Regions from separate parts of the Homo sapiens genome. Here region 1 is linked to region 2. A link is an interaction called in ENCODE POLR2A ChIA-PET data of the cell type or tissue named here. Cell type or tissue: MCF 10A. All regions are shown on one strand. Links, peaks and the distances in the headings refer to the core of each region. The heading gives the core; the rest is flanking DNA.

Region 1 (4,405 bases), core at 145-4,144, 64 kb before region 2:
CAATTTGGATACTGAAATGTCATCCCTGCCAGCCCTGTTTCCAGTTTGCCTTATACGTGGTGACTGGTGAAGACAGGAAATGGGATTTCCCCTATCTTCTCACTCCCATCTACCCACCAGCAGCTCTCCCGGCTGAAAATGGCTGTCATGGCTGCTCTGTCCTTACATAGTAACCACCAGAGGCTACATCAGGGTTGTTCCTGCTGCACAGCTGCCCTCTCAGGAATGGGTCTATAATGGGCCACACAGTCCTGCAATGTCCTATGCGTCCCAGAGCATCTTCCCCTCCTGCCCAGACTCAATTTTGAGAGACTTTCCTGTCCATGGTGAGAAATCTCCTTCAGCCAATCTTGGCATTCAAATGTAGACAAGGTGTTTGTACCTTACTCCTCCTCCCACAAAATAAGATAGGATTGTGAGACATCATTTTCCAAAAGTTGAGCTAAGAGACTACCTGAGCAATCTAATCAAAGGTTTCAATTCAAAGCATTTCTCACTAACATGGAATCCAAATCCACAATGGTCCCTTAAACCTCTCATCCAGCCAAAGTGAAGTCATTCTTTCCCAGGCACTTCCCAAAGAGTTGCATCAGTCTTTTATTTCCATCAATTCGTTCATTCAACAAATATTTGTTAAGTGCTGACTGTGTGCCAGGCACTCTGTTTGGTACTCAAGATGCAACACCAAACGAGGCAGACACCTTCCCTGTCCTCACAGAACTTACATTCTAGCTCCAAGAAAGGACATAGGGCAAATACTTTAACCATTCAATCATGCATGCAAGTGTGAGTTCATGCCAGTTGGTATAAATTGTGTTAAGTCTTTTGGTCGGGAGTTATAGACAACTCTGGAAAACTTCATGAAAGAACTGAATTCATGGGAGAGACTGGAGAAGTCTAACAGGATCCAAGGAAGAGATAAACAAGTGCAGGAACAAAATTAGCTCTACCTCTTTGGCAACAGTTTGTGAATCTTCCTTCTATTATGTTTCATTAGTGTGACTTAGTTATCAACAACTGTAATCATTTCAGTTAAAAAGGGAATGTCATTGGTCCACCCTGTATTTAGTGTCTGCCTTTGGACTAACTGGACTGAGCTAGGGATGTTGGTGTTAGAGGACAGACATAGCTGTTGAGGGCCACCCCTGAGCAGCAGGTGAAGGCCCCAGAAAAGAGGTCAGGCAGTTTCTGCAAAACTTTCTATATAACAGAGGTGGTAATTGTCCCAAGAGCATCTGACTTAGTTTTGGGAAGGGGATGGATCAAAGAAAGTTTCACTGTGGATGAGAAATATAATCCCATTACCTGACGGATAAAGGAGTTAGCTAAGTCAAAATGAGAAACAAAAATGTGGGAAGGAGAGTGTGGGACATCATGATACAGAGAAATGGCATCTGCAGAAACTCAGAGGCAAGAAGAAATAAGACATATTTGAGGACTGGTGAGAAGGCTGGATTATAGCTGACAGGGCATTTTCACTCTGGTGGATTGGAGGCCTTATCTCAAGCCCTACATCCTTTTTATCAGCTTTCTTGGGAAGTCAGTGGGACTCCTGGTGGCCAGCAAGGAGTTTCTGGGCAGGGCATCCAGAGCAGGCTCTTCTCTAGAGTTAGTAATAATGCTAGTTGACACCTCTGATTTATAGTTGTTTTTGCCTTCCAGAAATACTCATCTTTTTTGCAGAAACATATTGGTTTTTCTTTTTGAAAAGAAAAAAGTTGATGAAAATTCATTTCACCCACTTTCTCTAGATTTCATAGATGTGCCACCTGATCTTTGTATCTATAAAACAGACCTATATAAATTCTAACTGAATTTTAAACAGTTTTTAAAGCAGGTCTTAAATTTTAAGATTCTATAAATTATTTTTCTATTAACCTAAGGCCAGAAATTGAGCTTTTTTGTTCTTTTGGAGAAACAGTAACTACTAAAAGCTGCACAAGATGAGATTTTGACCCAGATTTATTAACACTTCAAGAAATAATTCCAAATAATATTGTGATAACTTGTAGTGATTTGAGCTGAGCAAATGTGGAGGTCTGTGGTGGATTAAAGACGGCTGCAAATTCCTTGCCATTCGTCTCAACAAGATACGGGGTTTATTTCCCCATCCCTTGCATCTGGGTTGGTCTTTGAGTACTAGTAGAATGAGGAAAGAGTGATACCATGCTGGCTCCAGGCCTAAGACTTCAAACGTCAGGCAGCTGCCATGTTTGTGCTCTGCCAGCTACCATGCTATCCAGCAGCTTCAGTAGACTACTGAACCATGAGAAGACATGGAAAGGTTCTGGAGGTTGAAGCACCATCTTGTGAGTACCAGCACCAGCCAAGCTCCCCACTGAGTGCAGTTCCTGAGTGATCTCAGCTATGCCCTGTGGAGCAGAACTGCCCAGCTGAGCCAAGTCAACTCACAGAATTGTAAGGCATAATAAATTTTTGTTGTTTTAAGCTATTCAGTTTTGGGATGGTTTGTTATACAGCAATGGATACTGAAGCAGGTTCCATGTGGATTTCTTTTCCATTTCTTTAGGAGAAAGTGGATTTCTTGGTCTTTTGCTTATTTGTTTATTTTGGTTCTTAGTATTTTTTGTTTTACTAATACTTTAAAAACTGTTTTACTAACAATTTATACCAAAAACCAATAGCAAAATAATGAATCTTTCTTACTTTTCAGTCACCCAGTTTCACTCCCAGATGCACCCACTTTTGGTAGTTTCTTAGGTATTTACATAAAAGCACAAACATATGTATTGTCTTTTTTTCATTCCTTTCTTTTTACGTCCAGATGGAAAGTTACTTTACATGTGATTTTATACCTCCTTCTCATCATTTACCAACGTATTGTAGAAATAGTTAACACCAATACTCAACACCCTGAAAGCCGCCTCATTTTTTAATGATTATATAATATTCTATTACGTGATATAATTTATCTAACCAGTCTCCTATTCATTGGCATTTGCTTCTAATCATTTATTAAAAATAAAGCTGCAATAAATATCCTGTAACTATATCATTTTGCATATGTGCATGTACATGCATATATTCCTAGAAATGAAATTGTTAAGCCAAAAGGTATATACATTTTACATTTGATAGTTGATACCAAATTAACCTCCATATAAGTGGTATCAAATTATACTCTTACCAGCAAAAGGTGAGAATGTCCATATCTCTACACATTGAATAACACATCTAGATCAAATTCTTCTATTGTTTGTTATAGTTCTATGGTTGATTAGCTAAGATTTTCCAATAATTATAATTTTACCTCTTTTCCTTTGCTGTTTTGTATTTTATTTCTTTCTCTTGTCTAATTATAGTGGCTCGTACTTTCAGAACAATATTAAATAATACTGGAACTGTCCTATTCTTTTGTTTTGTTTTGTTTTGTTTTTTGAGACAGGGTCTTGTGCTGTCACCCAGGCTGGAATACAGTGGAACTATCATGGCTCACTGCAGCCTGACTTCCCAGGCTCAAGCAATTCTCCCACCTCAGCCTCTTGAGTAGCTGGGACTATAGGCATGTGCTACCATTTCTGGCTAAGTTTTTTTTTTTTTTTTTTTGGTAGATGTGGGGCCTCACCATGTTGCCCAGGCTGGTCTTGAACTCCTGGGCTCAAGCCATCCTCCTGCCACGATCTCCCAGAGTGTTGGAAATAGATTACAGGCATGAGCCACTGCACCTGGCCAACTGTCCTATTCTTCCTTGAATGAGAGCACTTCTACTGTTTTCCCATTAAGAATAAACCTGAGAAAAAGAATAAAGCTGACATTTGAGATGAAACATTTATCATTTTAAAGAAACAGTGTCCATCTATTCCAATCTTTGAGAGCTGTTATCAAGAAAGGATGTTACATTTTATCAAATTTCAACATCTGTGGAATAGTCATATGAGTTTTGTCTCTTTCAATCCATGAATATGGTGAATTACATTAATAGGTTTCCTGATGCTGGAGTATACTTACAATCTTAGAGTAATCCTTGTATACTTGGTAATGGTATATTAATCTTGATATTTTTCTGGTTCCTTGTTGCTCCAATTTTTATTTAGGATCTATCTATCTATCTATCCATCTATCTATCTATCATCTATCTATATCTATCTATCATCTATCTATCTCTATCTATCTATCATCTATCTATCTCTCTCTCTCTATTATCTATCTCTCTATCTATCTATTGAGACAGAGTCTCTCTCTGTCACCCAGGCTGGAGTGCAATGGTGTGATCTCGGCTCACTACAACCTCGCCTCCTGGATTCAAGTGATTCTCGTGCCTCAGCCTCCCGAGTGTCTGAGACTACAGGCATGTGCCAACATGCATGGCTAATTTTTATATTTTTTGTAGAGATGGGATTTCACCATGTTGGCCAGGCTGGTTTCAAACTCCTGGCCTTAAGTG
Region 2 (4,405 bases), core at 328-4,327:
ACAGCCAATGGATATGCAGCTTCTCTTTAGAGTAGATGAAAATGTTTTGGAATTAGATTGTGGCGATGTTTGCACAACTCTGTGAATACACTAAAAACCCCCGAACTGCTTTAAACTTAAAGTATTTAAATTAAAATATTTTAATTTATTTAAATATTTAAGTATATTTATTTAAAGTATATTTAAAGGGTAGATTTTAGGATGTGGTAATATCTCAACAAAGTTGTAAAAATAAAATAATTCTATGCTCTCTCTAGGTAAAAAGCCTCCCATAGTTTTGGGAGTAACTTGCCCATTTTATAATGATGCTTATGAATGTAATAATGACGGCAATGACAATAATATACTGGTGGGTATATAGATAAATCATTATAGGAATATGTACTAATGGAAAGTAGTTCTATATGGTAAGTGAGATTATGAGGTATGTCCTCTTTATATTGTGTAGTTCTATTGTTTTTGCATTTATATACTGAACATGTGTTACTTCTGTAATCCGGAAAAAAGTATAGTTTTAAACAAAGTTTTAAAAATAGAAGTTTTGGAAAAGGAGATGCATAGGGGCTATCGACCAAGCAGGGCATGATGGTTAGAACTGAGCTGGGTTTTGTAGGATTAGTAGAATTGGATAGAGAAAGGCCAAGGGAAGGGCAACAGTTTTCTAAATAGTTCTTTTATTTCTATATCATTGTTTACTCTCTCTGAACTCAGGGTTGAAATGTGTGTGTCTTATTCACCACTGAGTCCCCCGGGTCTAGAATTATGTCTGGGACATACGAGATACTCAATAAACAGTAATTGAATACATGAACAAACACTTGTTGCCAGAATCCTTTTCCTAAAATACAGATGACAGCTGGGGCTACCACTCGCAATGTATGCACGCCTTTATGCAAATTAGAAAAAGGTGTCCCATTCCCCTAGGTTGATGCCCTTCTTCTCTAGGATTTGTGGCTAGGAGAATCAATCTGGAGTTCACCTCACCCATGACCGACCCCAACCCTACTGCCTGGCCAATCTTCCTTCTGAGGCCCCTGCCCCCAACTGCATACAGGGCTGGCAATCAAAGCCCTTCTCAATCTGACCCCAACTTTCCTGCTCCATCAGAACCATTTTCAACCTTGATTCCGTGCTTATGCTACAGTAGTCCTCAGCTTCAGTGTATGAATTCCCACTACTGCCTTCATCCCACCAATTCAGCAACTTTACACCAAACACCTACCATTTAATAAAGAGGAGCCATCCCCATTCTAATATTGTTCTCAGCGACTCTCTAGAAGCTCCCTCTTGTCCTCACATGCTCCCACTCAGACTCTCTTTCTTCCTGTCTTTGATTAAGAAGATATACTAGCTTTTGACTCTCAGCTTTCCCTTCATTTGGGCCTTGGTCCCCTTTGGACAATTTTCCTGGACTTTAAAGGAAACAGGCAGCCTGCCTCCTTAGTCCTCCTCAGGTGGAATCAACAAGCACTCTTTCTCCGAACTTACCCAGCACATTGTAAAACCTTTATAAATAAAACCTTGATCATACCACATTATGTTGTTTTCTTACATATTTCTACCTTAAGACTGTGGAAGCTTCTTAAGGAGTTCTTTTTTTTTTTTGAGAGGATCTCACTCTGTCACCCAGGCTGGAAGTGCGGCGGTGGCGCAATCAGCTAATTTTTTTTTTTTTTTTTTTTTAAGACGGAGCCTCACTCTGTCACCCAGGCTGGAGTGCAGTGGTGCAATCTCGGCTCACTGCAACCTCTGCCACCTGGGTTCAAGTGATTCTCCTGCCTCAATCTTCCAAGTAGCTGGGATTATGTCTATTAAAAAATGTAATTTTAAGCGCCTGGTTTAAAAATTTTTTAGTAGAGACAGGTCTTACTCACTATGTTGCTCAGGCTAGTCTTGAACTCCTGGCCTCAAGTGATCCTCCTGCCTTGGCCTCCCAAAGTGCTGTGATTACTGGTGTGAGCCAACACACTGGGCCAAGAACCATTTCTTATTTTTAGGCACTTAGCACTGTGCTTGGCATAGGCCAGGTGTTCAATAAATTTGTATAGAGACAATGAATAGATAAGGCATGGAGACAGAATCTGGTGTGAATAGAGAAACTGAGACTTTGGGGGTAGATTTTAGTAGGATGGAATCAGATTGTAACAGGTATTGAAATTAAAACAGAGGAGCTTAGACTTGAGGTGGAAAGAACTAAGGTGTCAGTTCAGATCTCAGAGAAGGGAATGACATGTTATGTGTCACCATTCAATGTAGAAGGGAAGCGAATGAAGGAGAGCCTGTAGTCATAGCAAGCATTCAGTAAGTGTTTGTTGTTTGACTGGTTGAGCCTGGAGAAACTCTTACAGAAATATATTGGCATGAGATGAGAGAATAAAGAAAAGGGCGGGAAATCAAGAGACTGTTAAAAGCAAAGACCTGCCAGTCTTGGAAGCTGATAGGAAATGCAGATGAAAGGAGAGCTAGAGTGACTGGGTGCAGAATGGGACCATGAATAAGTAAGGGTAGAAAAGGTGAGAGGAGAAACTGACTTGTAAGGGGAGAAGAGACCAGCTTTGAAAACACTAAGCTGCAGTGGCTGGTCTATGTGCACACATGTGCTTATATGACTGTGTAGTAAAGTATGTCTGTGACACACACAAACTCTGTGCTGTTTTAGTAAGTCCTTCCTCCCACTGTGCACCACCCCAGCCTGGGTTTAGTTTTCAGCCAACAAAAACAAAATTACTCATAAAATTAATGGAAACAATCTGCTTTTTCCTTGCCATAGAAAGGATTTTTCTTAATTACTTTTTTTAGGAGCTTTGAATCATATATCCTGAAGGTTGATTAAATCCCTTAGAAGTGAACTAAACATTAGAAGTTTGCAACGCGACTCTCAGAGCTGGTGTTTACTTGTTGCATATAAATGGATATGCCTTGGAAAGCTCTGCTTCAGCTAGTGTAATGAGCACAGGCTTTCCCTCTCTGGTGAAAAATTTATTCCTCAACATTTATAAGGAATAGGATCTGGTTAAAATGTTAATTAAAAACTGAGTCTCCAAATAATCTCACGTTGGAAAATTAGGTTTTCTAATATGAATCTCTTATATTTGTGTAGGCTTTTCCTTTAAGAAAAAGTGCTTTCCATTCATATTTTTTCCTTTTGTTCTCTCCAGCTGTCCTTAAAGGAAGCATGGCAGGTGGTAGGTGCATATAGTGGTATAAAGAGAAGCACATCACCATTTACCTAAGAGAGGGGAGTTCATAAATATAGATACGTACTTGCTTATATTATAAAGTCTACCTTCTATCCCTGTCCCTCTTTTCTATATATATATCCTATTTTTTTAAATTTTATGTTTTACTTTCCATTAAGCTATAAAATAAAAAAAATTGCATAAGGAGAAGGAGAGACAGAGGTGGAGGTAGACTTCTTTGAATAAACCTTATTTTATCAATCTGACTTTGAAACTATACATTTTACAATATTATTAAACAAAAAAATGTAAAAGGCAATCCTAAAAAGAAAAAAAAACCTATCTATCTAATTGGTGGTATATGAGAATAATTACAGCAAGTGATTTGAAAACATAGCAATTTGACTATGGTACTATACAATAATTAGATTATACAGTATATTTCTCATTGGAATACCCTAGTAAAAACAAAGAACTGCAAAAAGAGAAAAAAGGAAGAAAAAATCTGAACCCATTTTCATTAATCATATTGCCATTCTGAGGCTAGTGTGTGTGCAGTGTGGGATAAAGCAGATGAGTAATCCATTAGCCATAATTTCCAGTGTGTAGAAAGAGGTATCATTTTAAGATCAGAAAGGGTAAGTGAAAACTCCATAATCTTGAATTTGAATTATAACTATGAATATAAATTTATAATGTGTTTCATCTTAAAAAGAAACATACATATCATAATCTATTAAAAAGGTATAGGAACAATGATCAACCTAGTAGCAATGTATACCCTTAGTACTCAAATTGTGACCTCACAATTTGTAGACAATGATAGAAAAGACTGATTCCATGTCTGGAGCAGGAAAAACATTAGATGAGTCTGGAACATCTTGTCATGCCAGAAAGAAAGGAAGCTATTAGAAATTCTTAGGGTCTGGTCAAAAGGGGTCAGAAGAAAACTTGAAGAGTCTCCCATTGGTCAAAAAAATAACTGCAATAAATCAAAACACATCCATCACCTTTGGAGGATATTAGGAAACTATTCATTATTTTGAAAAGAGAAAGAACCAAGCCTTCATCTTGTCTTTTCTATAAAAAAGATTCCCCAGGGCAACAAAATAACATAATAAGGGGAAGATTTTCTGTTTAGAAATGTTCCAGCTAATAAACTATAAAGAACTGATAGAATTAGACAGAATATAATCATTTTGTAATCCTCAGTGGATTAGTGGATC

The links. Peaks named below come from ENCODE experiments on the same cell type or tissue, not always from the same donor. Only the 100,000 strongest peaks of a DNase experiment are listed, where the experiment ranks them.
Region 1: POLR2A ChIA-PET joins it to region 2 with 5 read pairs; 2 of 35 experiments call an interaction of 5 or more read pairs at or near these places.

The regions. Positions count from the first base shown.
Region 1 is chr7:91,244,843-91,249,247 of GRCh38, reverse strand. No RefSeq gene overlaps it. Among named protein-coding and RNA genes, the nearest start is that of FZD1, 17 kb to the left of the region's middle. In MCF 10A, for the core only: no CTCF peak of the experiment used is centred there; no DNase peak of the experiment used is centred there.
Region 2 is chr7:91,181,483-91,185,887 of GRCh38, reverse strand. All of the region lies in intron 14 of CDK14 (cyclin dependent kinase 14), which reads right to left. Among named protein-coding and RNA genes, the nearest start is that of FZD1, 81 kb to the left of the region's middle. In MCF 10A, for the core only: no CTCF peak of the experiment used is centred there; a DNase peak (open chromatin) is centred at 2,667.